Linked DNA regions of Homo sapiens: region 1 is linked to region 2. Evidence: chromatin contacts called from ENCODE Hi-C or POLR2A ChIA-PET data. All regions are on one chromosome and are shown on one strand. Each heading gives the region's core, a stretch centred on a gene start or an enhancer-like site at or near the end of the contact. The rest is flanking DNA. Distances are from core to core; before and after follow the strand shown.

Region 1 (6,520 bases), core at 1,433-3,932, 130 kb after region 2:
ACTATGTCCAGCTGATTTTTGTATTTTTTAGTAGAGATGGGGTGTATGTATTCGTTCGTTTTCACGTTGCTGATAAAGGCATAACCGAAACTGGGAACAAAAAGAGGTTTAATTGGACTTACAGTTCCACATGGCTGGGGAGGCTTCAGAATCATGGCAGGAGGCGAAAGGCACCTATTACATTGTGGTGGCAAGAGAAAAATGAGGAAGAAGCAAAACCAGAAACAAGATAATCCCATCCGATCTCGTGAGACTTATTCACTATCACGAGAATAGCATGGGAAAGACCAGCCTCCATGATTCAGTTACCTCCCCCTGGGTCTCTCCTGCAACACGTGGGAATTCTGAGAGCTACAGTGCAAGTTGAGATTTGGGTGAGGACACAGCCAAACCATATCATTCCACCCCTGGTCCCTCCATATCTCATGTCCTCCCTTTCAAAACCAATCTTGCCTTCCCAGCAGTCCTGCAAAGTCTTAACTCATTTCAGCATTAACCCAAAAGTCCACAGTCCAAAGTCTTATTTGAGACAAGGCAAGTCCCTTCTGCCTATGAGCCTGTAAAATGAAAAGCAAACTAGTTACTTCCTAGATACAATGGGGGTATAGGTATTGGGTAAATGCAGCCATTCCAAATGGGAGAAATTGGCTAAAACAAAGGGGTTACAGGGCCCATGCAAGTCCAGAATCCAGCGGGACAGTCAAATTTTAAAGCTCCAAAATAATCTCCTTTGACTCCAGGTCTCAGATCCAGGTCACGCTGATGCAAGAGGTGGGTTCCCATGGTCTTGGGCAGCTCTGCTCCTGCGGCTTTGCAGGGTACGGCCTCCCTCCTGTCTGCTTTCACCGGCTGGCCTTGAGTGTCTGCAGCTTTTCCAGGCGACAGTGCAAGCTGTCGGTGGATCTACCATTCTGGGGTCTGGAAGACAGTGGCCCTCTTCTCACAGCTGGGACTCACAGTAGGGACTCGTATGGGGGGCTCTGACCCCACATTTCCCTTCAGCACTGCCTTAGCAGAGGTTCTCCATGAGGGCCCTGTCCCTGCAGCAAACTTTTGCCTGGGCATCTGGACGTTTCCATACATCTTCTGAAATCAAGTTGGAGGTTCCCAAACCTCAATTCTTGACTTCTGTGAACCCACTTGCTCAACACCACGTGGAAGCTGCCAAGGCTTGGGGCTTCCACCCTCTGAAGCCACAGCCTGAGCTGTACGTCAGCCCCTTTCAGCCACAGCTGGAGTGGCTGGGACACAGGGTACCAAGTCCCTAGGCTGCACACAGCATGGGGACCCTGGGCCCAGCTCATGAAACCACTTTTTTCTCCTGGGCCTCCAGGCCTGTGATGGGAGGGGCTGCTGCCAGGAAGTTCTCTGACATGGACTGGAGACATTTTCTCCATAGTCTTGGGGATTAACATTAGGCTCCTTGCTTCTTATGCAGATTTCTGCAGCCAGCTTGAATTTCTCCCCAGAAAATGGGTTTTTCCTTTCTTTTTTTTTTTTTTTTTTTTTTCCCTGAGAGGGAGTCTCACTCTGTCGCCCGGGCTGGAGTGCAGTGGCATGATCTTGGCTCCGCCTCCTGGATTCATGCCATTCTCTTGACTCAGCCTCCCGAGTAGCTGGGACTACAGGTGACCACCACCACACCCGGCTAATTTTTTGTATTTTTAGTAGAGACAGGGTTTCAGCATGTTAGCCAGGATGGTCTCAATCTCCTGACCTTGTGATCTACCCGCCTTGGCCTCCCAAAGTCCTGGGATTACAGGCGTGAGCCACTGCGTCTGGCCAAAAAATGTTGTTTTTTTTTCTATCATATAGTCAGGCTGCAAATTTTCTAAACTTTCATGCTCTACTTCCCCGTTTTTTTTTTTTTTAAAGATGGAGTCTTGCTCTGTCGCCCAGGCTGGACTGCAGTGGTGCGATCTCTGCTCACTGAAACCTCCACCTCCTGGGTTGAAGTGATTCTCCTGCCTCAGCCTCCAGGTAGCTGGGATCCCAGCCACAGTAGCTGGGATTAGCCACCACTCCTGGCTAATTTTTGTGTTTTTAGTAGAGATGGGGTTTCACCATGTTGGCCAGGCTGGTCTCGAAACTGCTGACTTCAGAGGATCCGCCCACCTTGGCGTCCCAAAATGCTAGGATTACAGGCGTGAGCCACTGCCCCTGGTTGCTCTGCTTCCCTTTGAAAACGAAATACTTTTCAAACACCCAGGTCACCTTTTGGATGCTTTACTGCTTAGAAATTTCTTTTGCCAGATACCCTAAATCATCTTTCTCAAGTTCAAAGTTCCACAAATCTCTAGGGCAGGGGCAAAATGCTGCCAGTCTCTTTGCTAAAACATAATAAGAGTCACCTTTGCTCCAGTTCCCAACGAACTCCTCATTTCCATCTGAGACCACCTCAGCCTGGACCTTATTGTTCATATCACCATCAGCATTTTTGTAAAAGTCATTCAACAAGTCTCTAGGAGATTCTAAACTTTCCCAGGTTTTCCTGTCTTCTGAGCCCTCCAAACTGTTCCAAACTCTGCCTGTTACCCACTTCCAAAGTCACTTCCTCATTTCCGGGTATCTTTTCAGCAATTCCGCGTTCTACTGTTACCAGTTTACTGTATTAGTTCGTTTTCTTGCTGCTGATACAGACATACCCGAAACTGGGAACAAGAAAAGGTTTAATTGGACTTGTAGTTCCACATGGCTGGGGAGGCCTCAGAATCATGATAGGAAGTGAAAGGCACTTCTTACATGTCAGGGGCAAGAGAAAAATGAGGAAGAAGCAAAAATGGAAACCCCTGATAAACCTGTCAGATCTTGTGAGACTTACTATCGCAACAATAGCACAGGAAAGACTGGCCCCGTGATTCAGTTACCTCCCGCTGGGTCCCTTCCGTAACACATGGGAATTCTGGGAGATACAAGTCAAGTTGAGATTTCTGTGGGGACGCAGCCAAACCATATCACCTGGTTTCTCTGTGTTGCCCAGGCTAGTCTTGAACTCCTGGGCTCAAGCGATCTGCATGCCTCGGTCCATCAAAATATTGGAATTACAGGCTTGAGCCACTGTGCCCGGCCTCTGCTGACCTTTTAAATAAAGCTTTGGCAAGTGACAGTTTGAGGTTAGGAACCATTGATAATTGATGAATTACCGGATAAGTCTTTATTTCTTCCTTCTACATCTGATAATAAATCCGATGATTTCCATTTTCATGTCATTGCGCCTCTACTGTTAACATATAATTATTTATACTTTCTATTTTTTTTTTTTTAACTCTTCCACTTTCTCTTTTTGTGGTGGGGTACTTACCCTAGCAATAAACACATTGTTGTCTTAGATGCTGCATTGGATAGCAGATACGTGGATATAGTATTAGACTAGAGAATGCTTAAGAATTCTGCATTCCAAAAGCATACTAAAGCCTCTGTTTCTAGTGCTTAAGCAACAGTGTCCTTGATATCAGTCTAAGAAAGTCTGGATATTGACATGCAAATGAAAAAATCAGACTCTTTGAATTTTGTTTGTCATATATGCAAGTAGCTTAAAAGAATATTGGAATACTGCCAAAATACATTTCAAAAATATTAAATCTTCTTATTCGTTATTTTGACTTTGGAAAGATTTGTGAACCCCCTTAAAATACATGCAATATTTTGTTTATTTTCATATGTGCTTCTTTGAGAGGAAAGATCTTAGCTTTCATTATATTCTCAAAGGAGTCCAGTAACCTCAAAAAAGGTTAAGAACTTCTATACCAGGTAGTATGAAAATATTGCCTGATTTATTTGTACTGTTGGTTAATGTAGATTGTTCGTTGCAAAATATTCTAAACTCTTTCTTTAAAAAATGTTTACTCCATTTAAGAACCATTTATTAGAGGCTGGGCATGGAGGCTCTTTCCTGTAATCTCAGCACTTTGGGTGGCCGAGGTGACAGAATCGCTTGAGCCCAGGAATTAAAGACCAGCCTAGGCAACATAGCGGGACCCCGTCTCTAGCGGAGGTTGGGGGTAAAAAGAAAAAATTAGCTAGGCATGGTGGCATGCATCTGTTGTCCCAGCTACTCAGGAGGCTAAGGTAGGAGGATCTCTTGAGCCTAGGAGTTAGAGGCTGCAGTGAGCTATGATCGATCATGCCATTGCTCTCTAGCCTGAGTGACAGAGTGAGGACCCTGTCTCAAGAAAAACAGAAAAACGTTAATAAAAGCCAGGCGTGGTGGCTCATGCCTGTAATTCCAGCACTTTGGGAGGCCAAGGCAGGTGGATCACTTGAGGTCAGGAGTTGGGAACCAGCCTGACCAACATGGTGAAACCCTGTCTCTACTAAAAATACAAAAAAATTTAGCTAGGCATAGTGGTATGCACCTGTAATACCAGCTACTCGGGAGGCTGAGGCAAAACAATCGCTTGAACCCAGGAGGCAGAGGTTGCAGTAAGCCGAGATCACGCCACTGCACTCCAGCCTGGGCGACAGTGAGACTCCGTCTCAAAAAAAAAAAAAATTATTTCTGTTTTCATGTGGTATTTTGCGATTATGTGTTAACCATTAAAAGGCAACTGGAAAGGTAAAATTGTATTCTTAAAATAAGTATGATAACTCAATCATATACTTGTGCTTTCTGATAGCAAAAATACATGTTAAAGGTTGGAAAGGTTAAAGTTAGAAAATTCACAGGCTGAAATAATCTGAGTTAAAGGGTGCCTTAGATGTTAGCTACTATGTAGAAAATTTAGATTAATTACTCAGGTTATAGAGTTGATGACAAACTTGAACCGGCATCACCTTTCTTCCCCCCCCCCCCCCCCCCGAGGCGGAGTCTTGTTCTGTCGCCCAGAGCTGGAGTGCAGTGGCGCGATCTTGGCTCACTGCAACCTCTGACTCCCTGGTTCAAGCAATTCAACTGCCTCAGCCTCCCAAGTAGCTGGGATTACATGCGCGTGCCACCAAGCCCGGCTAATTTTTGTATTTTTAGTAGAGATAGGGTTTCACCATATTGGCCAGGCTGGTCTTGAAGTCCAGATCTTGTGATCTGCCCGCATCGACCTCCCAGAGTGCTGGGATTACAGTCGTGAGCCACCCCGCCTGGGTGCAATTTTTTATATGTTTGTTGGCCATTTGTATATCTTCTTTTGAGAATTGTCTCTTCATGTCCTTAGCCAACTTTTTGATGGGATTGTTTGTTTTTTCTTACTGACTTGTTTGAGTTCATTGTAGATTCTGGATATCAGTCCTTTGTCAGATGTATAGATTGTGAAGATTTTCTCCCACCCTGTGGGTTGTCTGTTTACTCTGCTGATTGTTCCTTTTGCCATCCAAAAGCTCTTCAGTTTAATTAGGTCCCAGCTATTTATCTTTGTTTTTATTGCATTTGCTTTTGGGTTCTTGGTCATGAGATCCTTGCCTAAGCCAATGTCTAGAAGGGTTTTTCCAGTGTTACCTTCTAGAATTTTTAGTTTCAGGTCTTAGGTTTAAGTCCTTAATTCATCCTGAGTTGATTTTTGTATAAGGTGAGAGATGAGGATCCAGTTTCATTTTCCTGTATGTGGCTAGCCAGTTATCTCAGCACTATTTATTGAAAAGGGTGTCCTTTCCCTACTTTATGTGTTTGTTTGCTTTGTTGAAGATCAGTTGGCTGTAAGTATTTGGGTTTATTTCTGGGTTCTCCATTCTGTTCCATTGGTCTATGTGCCTATTTTTTACCAGTGCCACGCTGTTTTGGTGACTATGGCCTTATAGTATAGTTTGAAAGCAGATAGTGTGATGCCTCCAGATTTGTTCTTTTTGCTTAGTCTTACTTTGGCTATGCAGTCTCTTTTTTGGTTCCACATAAATTTTAGAATCATTTTTTGTAATTCTATGAAGAATGATGGTATTTTGATGGGGATTGTGTTGAATTTGTAGATTGCTTTTGGCAGTATGGTCATTTTCACAATATTCTACCCATCCATGAGCATGGGATGTGTTTCCATTTGTTTGTGTCATCTCTGATTTCTTTTGGCAACATTTTATAGTTTTCCTTGTAGATGTCTTTCAACTCCTTGGTTAGGTATATTCCTAAGTATTTTATTTGTGGCTATTGTAAAAGGGGTTGAGTTCTTGATTTGATCCTCTGCTTAGTTGCTCTTGGTGTATAGAAGAGCTACTGATTTGTGTACATTAATCTTGAATCCAGAAACTTTGCCGAATTCTTTTATCAGTTCTAGGAGCTATCTGAGGAGTCTTTAGGGTTTTCAAGGTAAACGATCATATCGTCAGCAAACAGTGACAGTTTGACTTCCTCTTTACTGACTTGGATGCCCTTTATTTCTTTCTCTTGTCTGATTGCTCTGGCTAGGACTTCCAGTACTATGTTGAAGAGGAGCGGTGAGAGTGGGCATCCTTGTCTTGTTCGAGTTCTCAGAGGGAATGCTTTCAACTTTTCCCCTTTCATTATTATGTTGGCTGTGGGTTTGTCATAGTTGGCTTTTATTATGTTATTTCCCTTGTATGCTGATTTTGCAGAGAGTTTTAATTATAAAGGGATTCTGGA
Region 2 (6,767 bases), core at 1,354-3,853:
TACTTTAAGGTAAAGGTATCTAAAGTAGTCTAACTCATGAAAAGGTTCTAGAAATCTGCACAACAACAAGCACAGGGTTAACACACTGTACACTTAAACTGGATTAAGATGGGACATTCTACGTTGCGTTTCTCACAACAATAAAAAAAATTAAGTGGCCTTAAATTATTATTCGCGTACTGTACTGACATCCTTCCCACTTTTCAACTCTCTGATACAGAAGACTTATTGAAGAAAATGTCCACTTTTTAAACACTCTCATGGGTCAAATAAGCAATTAGATAGTAATATACAAAAACACAGATCCTGAAACAATGGAAACAACCATTACTGATAACCCTAAGTTAACCAAAGAATCCAAAATCCTACTGGCAAAATAAAAAATTGTACCTCGATCAATCAAGCTAAACTTTTCATTCTTTTTTTTTTATTTTTTTTTATTTTTTGTAGAGAAGGGGTCTCACTATATTGACCAGGCTGATCTTGAACTCCTGGCCTCAAGCAATAGCTTCCCAAAATGTTGTGATTACAAGCATAAAGCAGCTTGAAGCCAGGCCTTCAGGCTGATCTTTTAAATGCCATTCCTATGCTAACTAAAGAGCAACTAACAGAAAAGAAAAATCTAGTCATCCAAACACCTCTTTGCCCTTTCCAGGCATAGTTAAGAATACTGTGATTTCGGCCGGGCGCAGTGGCTCACATCTGTAATCCCAGCACTTTGGTAGGCCGAGGCAGGCAGGTCACCTGACGTCAGGAGTTTGAGAGCAGCCTGGCCAACACGGTGAAACCCCGTCTCCACTAAAAGTACAAAAATTAGCCGAGCGTGGTGGCAGGCAACTGTAATCGCCATTTAATAGAGACGGTGAAATCCCGTCTCTACTAAAAATGCAAAAAAAATTAGCTGGGCGTGGTGGCACGTGCCTGTAACCCCAGCTACTAAGGAGGCTGAGGCAGGAGAATCGCTTGAACCTGAGAGGTGGAGGTTGCAGTGAGCCAAGATCACGCCACTGCACTCCAGCCTGGATGACAGAGCGAGACTCAAAAAAAAAAAAAAAAACGAATACTGCGATTTCCTAGCAATGCCCAGTGACTTACCCTAAATTCAGTGAAGCTTAAAAAGAAAGAAAAATAAGTCCAGTGATAAAAGAGGAACTGTTAAATTTAAGTTTTGTACTACAGAAAATTTAGGAACAACCTAAAAGTAATCAGTATGGAATTGGCTAAATAAGCTATAATATAACCATGCAAGAAAATCCTATACAGTTATTACAAAGAATAAGATTAGGCTGATCTACATATACTTGTATGAAGAGCGTTCCTCAATATATTACGTTTGAAAAAGAAGTTGAGTAGAAGTATATATGTACATTCTGATTGCATTCTTGTAAAAACAAAACAAAAAGACCCTGTATAAACAGATGCAGAGGAAAAGTCTGGAAGGTAAGTAGGGACTCGATATGCACGCAGGTGGGTAGATGCGTCGGGTGGAGACTTCCTTCACCTCACATTTCTGTATTATCTAAACACATTTAATTACATAATTCCACTTTTTTTTTAACTAAATATGTAAACTCTCTTCATACAAGTGTATGTGGATCAGCCCAGTCTTATTCTTTTTAATGACTGCACTGTACTCGCTTGGGGGGATGTATTACAGCTTTTGTAACTTTATGCAAAATGCTTACAGTATAATGTCAAATGGGGGAGAAGACGACGAATGATTGTATGTAACTACAACTACAACCACAAAAATTCCTACGTATGAATAAAGACAAGGGCTTAGAAAGATGAGATTACGGACTAATTTCATCTTTTAGGGTGAAAGAACTGACTTTTTGTATGTATGTGACATTACCATTATAAATGTAGTTAGGAAAAATATATTTCTCTAATTTTCCCATTAAGGGGTCTATAATGTCTGTATAGTAAAAAATAATTCCTTTTTTGAAAACCAGAAAACAGGTCCTTGGTTCTAGAATATCTGCTCTCTGTAACACAGTGACAGCAATCACCAAAAGATAGTGCTGCAGCTGTAGGGCTCATCATAAAGCTTCAAGAGACATTTTGGGCAAGAGAACAATGTAATTAATGTTTTCCAAGGGCCTTCAAAGAAAGTTGTTGCTTACATAAACAATTCTTGTTATTCAAATATATATATATATTCAACTTACAAAATGATGAACTAGAGCACACAATTTATTCACAAGGAACTATATCCTAAAAAAGTACAAGACATTAAGCTGAGGCTAGTTTCATGGAAGGAAATAAAGTGAACACCAATGAAGAGCTGATTGTTAGACTTTGTTGTTTATTTTCTTTTCTGAAAAGATCCAGACACTAGTCTGAGTGTCAAAAATACTTTTGTTGGGCAAAGTCAAGTCACTCGACTTCACTAGTTAAGAATCTAGGTCACGTTAGCACTCTGGGACATTCAAAAAACCTGAACACAGACAGGCAAGATCTTTTCTCATTCTCATTTCAGAGATCACAGGGAGGCCCAGGAACTAAAATTAGCTCTCACGTGAAAATCAGCAGTTTATTCATTTTCAGTCTTTGTTGTTTGTTTAACACATTCAGCTTCCCAAAATAGCCTATTGTCAACAGGCTCATGGCCGATTTCCCCAGAATGACTCCTGCTCTACCACTGATGAATACAGTATTACCATTACAGATGGATTTTGAACAGACACATTTCTGTAATCCATTGTTAAAATAACAATCATTCTAATCCTGTAGAAGCTGAACCTGATGCAACAAAAACAAAAGCCAAAAGCCTCCCAGTGTTACTCCAAGGTTGGTTTCTAGTCTTTAGATGGTCACTGAGGTGCTAAAAATGGTACAGTCTACCCAGCATGATAAAGCCCTTCCATGCTAGGTCTTTGGTTTAAAAACAAATCAGTTGGCCGGGCACGGTGGCTCACACCTGTAATGTCAGCACGTTGGGAGGCCAAGGCGGGTGAATCACGAGGTCAGGAGATGGAGACCATCCTGGCTAACACGGTGAAACCCCGTCTCTATTAAAAATACAAAAAATTAGCCAGGCGTGGTGGTGGGAGCCTGTAGTTCCAGCTACTCCGGAGGCTGAGGCAGGAGAATGGCATGAACCTGGGAGGCAGAGCTTGCAGTGAGCCGAGATCGCGCCACTGCACTCCAGCCTGGGCGACAGAGCGAGACACCGTCTCACAAAAAAAAAAAAAAAAAAAATCAGTTAAAATAAATAAAAATAAAAACAAATAGGGCTGGGCGCGGTGGCTCACGCCTGTAACCCCAGCACTTTAGGAGGCCAAGGCTGACGGATCACGAGGTCAGGAGATCGAGACCATCCTGGCTAACACGGTGAAACCCTGTCTCTACTAAAAATACAAAAAATTAGCCGGGCGTGGTGGCGGGTGCCTGTAGTCCCAGCTACTCGGGAGGCTGAGGTAGGAGAATGGCGTGAACCTGGGAGGCGGAGCTTGCAGTGAGCCGAGATTGCGCCACTGCACTCCAGCCTGGGCGACAGAGCAAGACTCCGTCTCAAAAATAAACAAATAAATAAATAAAAACAAATCGGTTAAGTGTCACATTCTATTCAAGCTGAACTGACAGTGCTGAACTAAATTGTAGGCTGTCCCTATGGAACTGATTATTGTGAAAAAACACAAACTAAAATCTAATTGCAATGGTCAGATATGATTATAACAAAGCAGTGACATGCAGGGGAGAAAAATAAGATATCAGAGTAGCAATCCTTGCCACCTTACTTATACCAGGCTTAACAACAATATGAGCACCTACCATGAACTCAGTGTCCATAGAATGCTAGTCATTCTACACAACTGCTAACCTTCATGAGGATGTCCTCTCATCCCTCCTTTTCAGGTGAGAAGATTCAGTCTCAGTAAAGCTAAGAAAATTACATAAAATCTCACAGCTAAGGCCGGCCACAGTGGCTCACACCTGTAATCCCAGCACTTTGGGAGGCTGAGGCAGGTGGATCAAGAGGTCAGGAGTTTGAGACCAGCCTGGCCAACATGGTGAAACCCCGTCTCTACTAAAAATAAAAAATAAAAAAATTAGCCAGGTGTGGTGGTTGGCACCTATAATCCCAGCAACTCAGGACGCTGAGGCAGGAGAATTGCTTGAACCCCAGGAGGCAGAGGTTGCAGTGAGCCAAGAACACGCCACTGCACTCCAGCCTGGGCAACAGAGCAAGACTCCGTCTCAAAAAAAAAAAAAAAAAAACAACAAAAAAAACACAGCTGGAACTGGCACCCTCAAGACTGATACTTAACAAGACTAACTTAGAAATGTCCCCTTTCCAAAACACCCCTGATTCCCTTAAGAGACCACTTAGGAGTTAAGCAAATAAGTGACACTCTGACCCACTGAAGGTCTAATGTTTTGTGTGACATTTCTTTTCCATCATTAGTTGAGTTTATATTTTGGTGATTCTTCTTTTTTTTTTTTTTTTTGAGACAATTTCAGCTCACTGCAAGCTCCGCCTCCCGGGTTCATGCCATTCTCCTGCCTCAGCCTCCTGAGTAGCTGGGATTAGAGGTGCGTGCCACCACGCCCGGCTAATTTTTTTGTATTTTTAGTAGAGATGGGGTTTCACTGTGTTAGCCAGGATAGTCTTGATCTCCTGACCTCATGATCCGCCCGCCTTGGCCTCCCAAAGTGCTGGAATTACAGGCAGCCACCACACCCAGCCCAGTAATTCTTCTTTAATACAACTGACAGAATTAAATACAAAGCCATTGTAGGCTGGGCGCTGTGGCTCACACCTGTAATCCCAGCACTTTGGGAGGCCAAAGCGGGCGGATCACTTGACGTCAGGAGTTCGAGACCAGCCTAACCAACATGGTAAAACCCCATCTCTACTAAAAATACAAAAATTAGCCAGCTGTAGTGGCACATGCCTATAATTCCAGCTACTCAGGAGACTGAGGCACATGAATTGCTTGAGCTCAGGTGGTGGAGGTTGCAGTGAGCCGAGATTGGGCCACTGCACTCCAGTCTGGGTGACGCTGTGAGACTCTGTCTCAAAAAAAAAAAAAAAACCATTGTAAAAATGAAGAACATTCTACCAGTGCAGACAATCATCAACAACTCCTACCTAAGCAGGAAGGGGGAAGATTTCTGGGAGCTGCCAGGTCATTTACACCAAGGTAGACTCTCCTATGTCTACCACAGGTTCCTGCGAACCATGCGAGGTTGCAACTATAAATAGGCTCACATTGCTCTCATCTCTAAAAGAAAAACAAGGAAGTTCTCCTCAAGACTGCCGTATCCTCTTCCCATCGCCTCACAGACACATTTCTTCTTCCCTGTAACAAGTCTTTTTAAAAAACTTTTTAAAGATTACTTTTAATTTCTTTTCTTTTTGTTTTTGACAGAGTCTCGCTCTGTTGCCCTGGCTGGAGTGCAGTGGTGCAATCTTGGCTCACCGTAACCTCTATCTCCTGGGTTCAAGTGATCCTCATGCCTCAGCCTCCCGAGTCGCTGGGAGGTTAATTTTTGTATTTTTAGTAGAGATGGGGTTTCTCCATGTTGGCCAGGCTGGTCTCAAACTCCTGGCCTCAAGTGATCCACCCACCTTGGCCTCCCAAAGTGCTGGGATTACAGGCGTGAGCCACTGTGCCCAGTCAAGATTTACTAATTTTTGTGGGTACATGGTAGGTATATATATTTAGGGGGTATATGGGATATACATTGTATTTTTAGCAAATCAAATGTTTGTGGCAATCTTACATCTAGCAAGTGTATTGGTGCCATTTTTCTAATAGCACGTGCCCACTTTATGTCTCTATGCCACATGTCAGTAACTCTCACAATATTTCAAACTTTGTTGTGGTGATTTATGATCAGTGGTCTTTGTTTTTTGTTTTTTTGTGTGTGTATGTTTGTTTTTGTTTTAGTGACTCAGGAGACTGAGGTAGGAGGATTGCTTGAGCCCAGGAATTTGAGGCTACAATGAGCTATAATCCTACCACTGCACTCCAGCCTGGGCAACAGGAACCCTCTCTCTAAAAAAGAAAAACAAGGCCGGGCGTGGTTGCTCACGCCTGTAATCCTAGCACTTTGGGAGGCTGAGGCAGGCGAATCATGAGGTCAGGAGATCGAGACCATCCTGGCCAACATGGTGAAACCCCATCTCTACTAAAATACAAAAAAACAGCCAGGCATGGTGGCGTGCACCTGTAGTCCCAGATACTCGAGAGGCTGAGGCAGAGGAATCGTTTGAACCCGGGAGCCGGAGGTTGCACATCTTATTATTTAAGAAACATTTTAAGGCCATAGATAGTGATTCCTCAGACAGATCTAGGCAAAGTAAATTGAAAACCTTCTGGAAAAGATTCAGCATTCTAGATGCCATTAAAAACATTCAGGATTGGCCAGGCATGGTGGCTCATGCCTGTAATCCCAATACTTTCAGAGGTCGAGAGAGGCAAATCACTTGAGCCCAGGAGTTCAAGACCAGATGGGGTGAAACAACAACGACAAAAAATTAGCTGGGTGTGGCAGCACACACCCAGTCCCAGCTACTTGGGAGGCTGAGGTAAGAGGATCACCTGAGCCCGGGGAGGTTGAGGCTACTGTGAGCCACAATTATACCACTGCACTCTAGCCTGGGCAACAGAGTGAGACCCTGTCTCAAAAACACAAAAAATAAAAGAACATTTGGGATTGATGAGAGGAGGTCATTATCAACATTAATCGAATATGAAAAAGATGATTTCGGCTGGGTGCGGTGGCTCACGCCTGTAATCCCAGCACTTTGAGAG

The links. Hi-C counts contacts between places; a loop is a spot of excess contacts on that map. ChIA-PET counts read pairs that join two places held with the same protein, here RNA polymerase II (POLR2A). Pooled maps may share reads with other maps.
Region 1: a pooled map shows a loop between it and region 2 (2.8-fold over the local background). The contact joins two enhancer-like sites. A Hi-C loop is called at or near these places in 1 of 168 maps with a recorded cell type or tissue (endothelial cell of hepatic sinusoid) and 2 of 50 pooled maps. POLR2A ChIA-PET finds 5 or more read pairs at or near these places in 6 of 52 experiments (A673, K562, MCF 10A and 3 more).

The regions. Positions count from the first base shown.
Region 1 is chr17:2,621,774-2,628,293 of GRCh38, forward strand. All of the region lies in intron 1 of PAFAH1B1 (platelet activating factor acetylhydrolase 1b regulatory subunit 1), which reads left to right. Among named protein-coding and RNA genes, the nearest start is that of PAFAH1B1, 31 kb to the left of the region's middle. Within about 2 kb of position 2,683, at least 5 of the 41 ENCODE cell types and tissues checked have a DNase peak (open chromatin) inside an H3K27ac peak, as active enhancers do.
Region 2 is chr17:2,488,693-2,495,459 of GRCh38, forward strand. All of the region lies in intron 2 of METTL16 (methyltransferase 16, RNA N6-adenosine), which reads right to left. Among named protein-coding and RNA genes, the nearest start is that of METTL16, 20 kb to the right of the region's middle. RefSeq lists a silencer at 646-745 and enhancers at 2,405-2,474, 6,732-6,767. Within about 2 kb of position 2,604, at least 9 of the 41 ENCODE cell types and tissues checked have a DNase peak (open chromatin) inside an H3K27ac peak, as active enhancers do.